3 separate regions of the Homo sapiens genome follow, and all the other regions are linked to region 1. Evidence: chromatin contacts called from ENCODE Hi-C or POLR2A ChIA-PET data. All regions are on one chromosome and are shown on one strand. The core of a region is the stretch at or near the end of the contact, and the rest is flanking DNA. Distances in the headings are between cores, read along the strand shown. Region 1 holds the start of GCN1 (GCN1 activator of EIF2AK4). Region 2 holds the start of CIT (citron rho-interacting serine/threonine kinase). Region 3 holds the start of NRAV (negative regulator of antiviral response).

The links. A loop is a pair of places that touch in the nucleus more often than their neighbours do. ChIA-PET counts read pairs that join two places held with the same protein, here RNA polymerase II (POLR2A). Pooled maps may share reads with other maps.
Region 2: a pooled map shows a loop between it and region 1 (3-fold over the local background). The contact joins the promoter of CIT here to the promoter of GCN1 in region 1. A Hi-C loop is called at or near these places in 3 of 37 single-sample maps with no recorded cell type and 8 of 50 pooled maps. POLR2A ChIA-PET finds 5 or more read pairs at or near these places in 6 of 52 experiments (CD8-positive, alpha-beta memory T cell, GM12878, H1 and 3 more).
Region 3: a pooled map shows a loop between it and region 1 (7-fold over the local background). The contact joins the promoter of NRAV here to the promoter of GCN1 in region 1. A Hi-C loop is called at or near these places in 1 of 37 single-sample maps with no recorded cell type and 9 of 50 pooled maps. POLR2A ChIA-PET finds 5 or more read pairs at or near these places in 20 of 52 experiments (AG04450, BJ, CD4-positive, alpha-beta T cell and 16 more).

What each region holds. Positions count from the first base shown.
Region 1 is chr12:120,193,127-120,196,222 of GRCh38, forward strand. It overlaps GCN1 (GCN1 activator of EIF2AK4), which reads right to left and starts at 1,589. Exons shown (of 58, transcript NM_006836.2): 1 at 1,554-1,589. The coding sequence starts at 1,571. RefSeq lists a silencer at 1,297-1,886.
Region 2 is chr12:119,875,665-119,878,760 of GRCh38, forward strand. CIT (citron rho-interacting serine/threonine kinase) reads right to left here and starts at 1,656. Exons shown (of 48, transcript NM_001206999.2): 1 at 1,585-1,656; 2 at 409-517. The coding sequence starts at 504. RefSeq lists an enhancer at 1,046-1,105 and a silencer at 1,336-1,415.
Region 3 is chr12:120,494,355-120,497,450 of GRCh38, forward strand. NRAV (negative regulator of antiviral response) reads right to left here and starts at 1,592. Exons shown (of 2, transcript NR_038854.1): 1 at 1,469-1,592. DYNLL1 (dynein light chain LC8-type 1) reads left to right here and starts at 1,759. Exons shown (of 3, transcript NM_003746.3): 1 at 1,759-1,862; 2 at 2,062-2,199. The coding sequence starts at 2,068. RefSeq lists silencers at 1,303-1,352, 1,643-2,162 and an enhancer at 1,417-2,083.

The DNA of each region.
Region 1 (3,096 bases), core at 339-2,838:
AGGATCACCTGAGGTCAGGAATTCGAGACCAGCCTGGCCAACATGGAGAAACCCCATCTCTACTAAAAATACAAAAATTATAAAATACAGAAATATTCTCCTGCACCACCCAATACGGTAGCCACTGGCTACATGTGGCTAACTGTGCACTGAAATGTGGCTGGTACAAGTGAAGAACTAAATTTTTTTTTTTTTTGAGACAGAGTCCCACTCTTGTTGCTCAGGCTGGAGCGCAGTGGTGCGATCTCAGCTCACTGCAACCTCTGCCTCCCAGGTTCAAGCGATTCTCATGCCTCAGCCTCCTGAGTAGCTGGAATTACAGACATGCCACCATACCCGGTTAATTTTTTGCATTTTTAGTAGAGACGGGGTTTTGCCACGTTGGTCAGACTAGTCTCAAACTCCTGACCTCAACTGATCCACCCGCCTTGGCCTCCCAAAGTGCTGGGATTACAGGGTGAGCCACCACGCCCAGCCAAACAATGAATTTTTTTATTTAATTTAATTTTAACAAACTTAAGCCATGTGGCTGCCATACTGGACATTGCAGCTCTAGAGATTTTTCCCTCAAGTGAGTATCAATGTTAAACATTCAGCATGTATTCCCCTAACCCTCTCATACTAAGCTTTTCTTTCTAGTATTCAGTACAACATAACTTGAACATCAGCCACCTGCATAGGAGTCTCAGTAAATGTCTTTTTGAATGCTTAAGTGGTCATTTTCTGGGCCTACACATAAAAATCAATCCCATCACCCTGGAGACACCAAATCAGCCCAGCTGTCCTTAGACACCTGTTCTTCCCCTGCCTCATGACAATGTCTTTTCACCTTAAAACATAACAACTGGGTGGAGGAAAAGGTTTTCCCAGGTCCTTCCTGAACTACAAGGTACCCATAGGTAACACTCTTCCTGGACAGGACAGTTCTTTTCACTAACCCTGGATCTGATAACAACCAACATATATCAAGCCGTATTTTATCTCACTGAACCTTCACAACAACCTTTTAAGATAAGTATTGTTTTAACTTCATTTTATAGATGAAAAGGCAGACTTGGCGGGGTTAAGTCACTTGTTTGGCATGTCACAGAAATCGACGAGCAGGAACTCAAGCCCAGATCTGTATGAATCCAAAGACTACACTCAAAGTCCCTGCTCATAGTAGGTGCTCAAAGAATATTTGCTGAATACAAAGTTTAAGGAAGACTTGGCGTTGGCCCGGGGCTCACAGCCGGAGGGCTTTGGAGAAAAGAAGTAGAGGCTCGGTAAAGTGAACTTCTGCAACTCTGGGGTCGGGCAAAGGCCCCGCCGAGCTCCAGCTGCTGAAGTCGAGGCGGGAGCCCCGGACTCCTCGAGCCCGCGGTCTGCCTGCGCCGCCCGGGCCGGGCCAAGCCCGCAGCCCTGAGAGTCCAGCCTGAGACGGCCCCGAGACTACGACCTCCACAGCCACCACCTCCAACGCCCCTAAGCCGAGGAGCGAGAGGGGCCCCGCCCGACGGCCACCGTCCGCACCCAGTCCCTGGCCGCGTTGGCCCCGCAGCCGCCCGCCTCACCTGCGTGTCCGCCGCCATCCTGCCGGGGCTGACTCCGGAACCGCTTCCGGAACGCTTCCGGGTCACAGCGTGGCCCACGCGGCAGGGCGAGGCCGGGAGCCAGCGGGGGCAGGGCCCCGGGCTTGGTGCCCCCGGGCAGGACGGCGGCCGCTGCAGCCCGGGCAGCCGGATCACGGGCTTAAAGTTGGCCCGCGCCCGAGCCACAAGGCCTCCTCCCCAGGGCCCGCTCTTCAGCCCCGGGCGCCTCGTGGGAGACTAGCGCTTGTAACGTGGTGAGCCCGCGGTGTAACGCTATGGGCCCGCCTTGCAGCCCCTGACCCACTTCCAGCCCGCAGGGCCAGCCCTACGTGGGCCTTTCCTGAGTGATGACTAAGTTCTTTAGAAAAACAAGTGTTGCTTCCTAGATAGCAGGAACTAAAAACTAGGTAAAAGAGTCGGTGAACTAGTCTTTTGTCCTCAGTTTGTAGTTCAGTTGGCGGATGACTTGTACAGGGTTAGCAAACGTGGCTGGATACGGAGGTCAGGGAAGGTTCAGAACTGAACGAGGCCCCTGCCCTGGGGAAATGCTGGACGCCCCAGGCTGGGAGTTTTGAAGGCCACAGGGCAAGAGGCTACGTGCAGACGTGGCTGCAATTTAGGGAACAGGGTCTCCACAGCTTAGTTGTCAGCCCTGTTAGCAGTGGCTTTCAAACCTTTGACACAGACCTAGTTAGAATGAATATATCATGTTCCAGCAGACAGATCTCTAAGTGAAATACAGGAATCACAACAAAAACACCTATTCTCAGCAGATGCTGCTTTCTCTTTAAATACTGGGGCCAGGCATGGTGGCTCACGCCTGTAATCCCAGCACTTTGGGAGGCTGAGGTGGGTAGATCAACCTGATGTTAGGATTTCCAGACCAGCCTGGTCAACATGACAAAACCTTGTCTCTACTAAAAATACCAAAAAAAAAAAAAAAAAAAAAAAAGGCCGGGTGCGGTGGCTCACCCTTGTATAATTCCAGCGCTTCGGGAGGACAGGGCGGGCAGATCACAAGGTCAGGAGTTCCAGACCAGCCTGGCCAACATAGTGAAACCCCGTCTCTACTAAAAGTACAAAAATTAGCCGAGTGGTGGCACATGCCTGTAGTCCCAGCTACTGGGGAGGCTGAGGTGGGAGAACCGCTTGAACCCGAGAGGCAGAGGTTGCAGTGAGCTGAGACCATACCATTGCACTCCAGTCTGGGTGACAGGACGAGACTGTCTCAACAACAAAAAAATTAGCCCGGTGTGGTGGCAGCCTCCGGTAATTGCAGCTACTTGGGAGGCTGAGGCAGGAGAATCACTTGAACCCAGGAGGCGGAGGTTGCAGTGAGCCAAGTCCAAGCCACTGCACCCCAGTCTCAAATATATTTGAGACTATCTCGAAAATATAAATTGGTTACCACCGAGTTGGAGCACCACCCAGTTTGAAAAACTTTACTCTAGGGGACTGGCCCCAGCATCCACCAGGTGCCTATCTCAGCTGACACTAAACCTACTCCAAGTATGCAGCAGCCATA
Region 2 (3,096 bases), core at 406-2,905, 320 kb before region 1:
TCCCCTAAAATATTATCCCTGGTCCTATAATAAAAGCAAGCTGGGCACGGTTCATGCCTGTAATCCCAGCACTTTAGGAGGCCAAGGCAGGTGGATCACTTGAGGTCAGGAGTTCGACCCTAGCCTGGCCAACATGGTGAAACCCCGTCTCTACTAAAAAGAAAAATACAAAATTTAGCCGGGTGTGGTGGCAGGCGGCTGTAGTCCCAGCTACTCTGGAGGCTGAGGCAGGAGAATCGCTTGAACCCAGGAGGCGGAGGTTGCAGTGAGCTGAGATTGCACCACTGTACTCCAGCCTGAGAGACTGAGACTCTAAATAAATAAACAAATAAATAAAAGCAAAGGTGAGTGACAAGGAGATTCCAAGGACACACACAGGTGAGCAAAGTTGGCAGGGTAGGCTGTTACCTGGAAGAACAGATTCAGCCTGGAGGCCCGGCTGGCAATGGGTTCAGCAGCACCAGCATCCAAAGGATTCCGCGCTCCATATTTGAACTTCAACATCTCCCCACTGGCGCTGAAAGGATATCAGAAAAGTCAAGTGTGTCCTATGTTTTGAGCAGGAAGGGCCTGAGAGATCCTGATCTCCCTCAAGATATCAGGGACAAGGAGGTGAAAATCAGCTACCACTCCAGTTTTAGGAAGCTCAGTCTAATCATGGAGATTAAACACCAGATTTTAACTCACTGTGACAGGAGATGATACACTTATCTGACATACTCTCTTACTTATAAATGTGTTTATTATCTCCCCCCTTAGAATGGAAGCTCCACAAGGGCAGAGATGTTTGCCCCCATGCAGTGGGGGCACACATAGCCTGGCACACAAATAGGTGCGAATAGTTATTAAATGAATGACTGAAATAAGCAAAATATATAGCTTGTTGTAAGGTGTTAAGTGCTATGGGGTAAAAACAAAATCGAGCAAGAAAAGGACAATGGGGGTGAGATGGTGCAATTTTTAGTGTGGTCAAATAAGACTTCACTGAGAAGCCACCATTTGACCCAAGACTTGAAGACCTGAAGCGAATGACCAGCAAGCCATGTTGATATCTGGGGAAAGAAAGACATCCGTGGCAAACGAAACAGCCAAGCCAAAAGCACTGAGGCAGGACCTGGCCTCTCCAGCAACAGCGAGGCCAGACGGACTGGAGCAGAGCGAAAGAGGCGGGGGCATCATGAGGTGATGGGGTGGGCACGGGGTATGAATACGCTGAAACAGAGAGGTTAAGTAAATGGCTAAGTTCACGCAGATAATAAGGAACCGGCCGACTACACTGGGCAGAATAATGCAGTTAGTGCTGACAGGAGGCAGAGCTGAAGAGACAAAGCACTCCGCCTGGTTTAGGGGAGGAGCAAGCCTCCTGCCCCAGCACCACTCGGCTGACCCCTCGGCTCCCAAGGAAGGTGGGCGCGCGCACAGCTAGCCCCGGAAGACCCTCCAGGCCTCCCGCAGCCCTGGGGGTGGAATCGCCGCCCTCCCCGGGGCGGGAGGGAAACCCGGGACTTGTATGGGTGGAGGCGGCCCTCCCCTGGCCTTGCAGAGCCGGGTGCGGTAGAATTGGGTCTGGGGGATCAGACTCACGCTCTGCGAACCCCCAGGTCTGCGATCTGTTCCGCCCCGCGCCTCCCGCCGCCGCGTTTGAACCCGAGGAACGGCGCGGGCGGGTCTCAGCCGTGTTTGGACCAATCAGCGTCTCCGCTCCTATGATAGACATGGGCGTCTCAGCCAGGCCCCGCCCATGTCCCTAAAGGCATGGAGGAAAGTGAAGGGGAGAGCCAATCAAATTGCATCTTCCTTTGACTCGCGACCAACGGGAAAAAGGGAAGGGCAAAATCAGCAGGGCAGGTCTTGGAAGTTTGAAATTGGCGGTTACGCAGGATGCTGCGTTTGAGGACGCGACTGTTAATCTAGGATCCCTGAGGAGGTCGCCAGGGCGCTGTCCCCTGCTCTCGGCCACCTGCAAGGAGGAAGGCAGCCAGGCTGCTCTGCCTGGTCTTCTTTCTCTCTCATGTGGCTAAGGTAGAAGTACTTGTTACCTGGGGAAGCCCAGTGGTCCTCTGCTACAGCTGAGGCAGCGAATGTTTTGAGCTTGACTTCAACCTACCTTGATTACTCTATCTCCGGGCTGACTGCCCTGCAAGGAGTTGGTGACAGTCATTGAGACTGTCTGAAAGGACACTTTAAAATAAATTATAGACGAGATACTTAAACAGGCACTTCACCAAAAAGGAAATCCAGATGACCAACAAATGTGTGAAAGTTGTCAACCTCGTTCATAATCAGAAAATATGAAAAATAAAGTCACAGTGAGAAAGAATAACACTCAAATTCGAGAACAACAACAACAAAAGGATGTGACAGTGTTTGCGAAGATGTGGAAGTACACACACTTATACAGTACCCGTAGGCGTGTAAATGGATACAATCTCTTTGAAATTTGAAAAAAAAGTTTGGCATTATTTGCTAACATTGAAGATTTGTGCATTCTATGACTATTGCTAGGTGTAGTTTCTCTACCTAAGAAAAACTCCTATTTATTTATTTATTTTGAGATGGAGTCTTGCTCTGTCTCCCAGGCTGGAGTGCAATGGCACGATCTCGCCTCACTGCAACCTCCACCTCCCAGGTTCAAGCTATTCTCTTGTCTCATCCTCCCAAGTAACTGGGATTACAGGTGCATGCCACCATGCCCAATTGTTTGTATTTTTAGTAGAGATGGGGTTTCACCGTGTTGTCCAGGCTGGTCTTGAACTCCTGACCTCGAGTGATCTGCCCACCTCGGCCTCCCAAAGTGCTGAGATTACAGGCCCTGAGCCACCACGCCGGCGAGAAACTCCTACTTATGTACACCAAGAGATGTGTATAAGAATACAAAATAGTGTTCGCAAAAAACTGGAAGTGATATAAATGTCCATCAGCAGTAGAAAAGACAAAATTGTATATTGCAGTGTTTTCACAAGCAATGAAAAAGAATAAACTGCAACTAACCACAATGACATAATGAGTCTCAAAACAAGGCCTAATGAAGGAAGCAAGAAAATAACATATGATTCCATTATGATTCCATTCTTATAAGTTCCAAAACAGGACAAA
Region 3 (3,096 bases), core at 342-2,841, 300 kb after region 1:
CAGACTCTGTGTCCCGGGTTCAAGTGATTCTCCTGCCTCAGCCTCCTGAGTAGGTGGGATTACAGGCACGTGCCACCATGCCCAGCTAATTTTGTATTTTTAGTAGAGATGGGGTTTCTCCATGTTGATCAGGCTGGTCTCAAACTCCTTACCTCAGGTCATCCACCCGCCTCGGCCTCCCAAAGTGCTGGGATTATAGGCATGAGCCACCGCACCCGGCCTATTCCCATCTTTTTCTTTCTGGAGTTGTGTGCCTCTGCTCAAATTGTTTTATTTTTATTTTTTGAGATGGGGTTTGGCCATATTGCCCAGGCTGGTCTCCAACTACTGAGCTCAAGCGATCCCCTTGACTCGGCTTCTCAAAGTGCTGGGATTACAGGTGTGAGCCATCATGCCCAGCCACAAATTGTTTTAAGGAGTAATGAGAGTAGATGGTCAGAGGAAAATGTAGAAATGTAAATAGGAAGCTTCCAGATACATGATTAACCTGATAACTTATTTATGGAGGTTCGAAAAATACATTATAGGCATTTCAGAGCTGGTTGTTCAAAACCTTGCTGTGGCCTTTGGGATAGTTGTATAAACTGACAATTATTGATAAGATTCATTGATCATTTACTATGTGCCTCACATTGTGCTGAGAGAACTTCAAATGTTTAATACTGCTAACAAGCGTATGAACTGGTTTCCTTTTACATTTAGTCCTCCTTTACTTAAAGAAGACATTCAAATAGCTAGTAAATGACAGTGCTGGGATTTAAATCCAGATCTGACTTGTCCCTCAACTCCCCCAAGATCTTGCTTTTTTAACCACTTCGTGTCTCCTCCCTAAGCCAGAGGGGACGTCATCTCTCTAACGGCCGCTTTTTCGTCCATTAGAATACCTCCTCCTCAGAGATAAATCCCAACCAAGAATCTCTCCCACACAGGAAAGACTGCCTCACCTGAGCAAGAAGCTTCACCCTGGACAAAAACCCCGGGGCTCAACACTCCCAAATCCACCCGGATCCCCATCCCCAACCCCTTAAAGGATGTCCGCATTGCTTGGCAGAGACCCCACTCTTGGGGATAATCCCTTAATTCGTAAGGAAACACCCTCCCTCCTTGAAGCCCTCCCTCAATCCTGAGGATGCCCTCCCCTAAATATTTCAGAGCAGAACCGACTACAAATGGGGCCCAGTGCAAAATGAAAACGTAAGGGTCCCTCCTGTGAGACTGCACTGCTGGTTTACCCACGAAGCCGGCCCTGCTTCAGAGATACCCTTTCAGTAAAGGGAGAGGCCACCTCTGTCGTAATCCTGCTAACCTGGGGTGCGAGATCATGCGACCTGTCGTGGTGGGGGGGCGGGGGGGTGGGGGCAGGAATGGCCACCAACTTCTAGAGACTGTTGTTCGAGAACACACCCTGGGACAACCTCCGTGAATTTGGAATCACTTCCCTTGGCCCCGGCAGAAGCTCCCTTCCTACCTCTCCAGACAGCTGGGTGGTCCTCGTAACCCGGCCGGGGCTCCACCTTCTGGGTGTGTGGGCCTCGTAGCGTGCGGCCCATTGCCCGGGCAACCGACGCCGTGAGCGGTGCATTGTGGTCTGCAACAAAATGCAGGAGAAAGATCCTGAGGGAACCATGGAGTCAATGGACCAATGGAAGAATGCCGTGGGCTGCGTCAAGCCAATAGGGTCGCGCGGCGAGGGGCGGGGCCGGCGGGAGCAGGGCGGGGCCTGAGCACTAGGCGGCGGCGGCTGGCGTGGGGCTGCTTAGATGCGCCACGGTTTCGGTAGCGACGGTATCTCTAGCCGGGCCTGAGCTGTGCTAGCACCTCCCCCAGGAGACCGTTGCAGTCGGCCAGCCCCCTTCTCCACGGTGAGAAACTCGGGGGGCCAGGGGGTGTCCTCGCTGCCTTATTTCGCCCCACTCCGGACTTAGCCCTCCGCGTAGCCCGCGCTTCCTGAGAAGTGGGGTGGGGGGCGTCGTCCCGTGGTGGCGCCGGCCGGGGTGGGGGCAGTTAGTGCCTGGGGGGCGCGGCCCAACTCAACCCCTTACCCCAGGCCTTGCCCACTAGGTAACCATGTGCGACCGAAAGGCCGTGATCAAAAATGCGGACATGTCGGAAGAGATGCAACAGGACTCGGTGGAGTGCGCTACTCAGGCGCTGGAGAAATACAACATAGAGAAGGACATTGCGGCTCATATCAAGAAGGTGAGGATGGGCGCGGGGGCCGATACGCAGCCGGGAGCAGGGGGTTCCTTCCCCCCGATCCTGCTTTCCTAAGGGCGCCTGACAGGTCCCGGGAATACTGCTGGCGGCTTGGGGCGTAGAAGCTTCCAGAAAGGACGCAGATGCATTTTGCGCTCCTGTGGAGAAGACCAGACCCCCGGCGTCCGAAGTTTTTTTTTTTTTTTTTTTAATTACCCAGCTCCGCGGGGGGAAAGCGCCACCTAGCAACGGTATCTAAGATCAGGGAGCAGCGGTTCCCCCTTCTGTGTGGTTCCTGCGCCGAGGATCCATCTGGGTGTTCCGGAGGGGGGAGCTGCGTGGGTGTTTCCAGCCGGGCCGGGAGGAGATCTTGCCAGCCTTCCAGTGGGGAGTTGAGGGAAGGTGGTGGGTGGTGGCGGGGCTGGGGGCTGGGGTAGGGGCTTGGTAAATGGCAGTCTAGAAAGCCGGCAGGACTGCCAACTTCTCGAGCAGTGTTTGCTGGAAGGGAAGAAAGCTGGCAGCCTAAGCCGTGGGAGGGTTCCAGTCGAGAATGGGAAGATGAAAGACTTCAGATGGAACAGAAATAAATGCCTTTTTTGACAAACGCAGCAGTGCGTGCCTCTAGCTTGCAAGAGCGTTACTCCCCTTCATAGCTTTAAAAGGTTTTCGCACTGCGTGCAGTTAGAGTAGCTAAATCTTGTGTGACGCTCCACAAACACTTGTAAGAATTTTGCAGAGAAAGATAACCGTTGCCACCCAATGCCCCCCACAGGCATTCTACTCCCCAGTACCTCTTAGGGTGGGAGAAATGGTGAAGAGTTGTTCCTACAACTTGCTAACCTAGTGGACAGGGTAGTAGATTAGCATCATCCGGATAGATGTGAAGAGGACGGCTGTTTG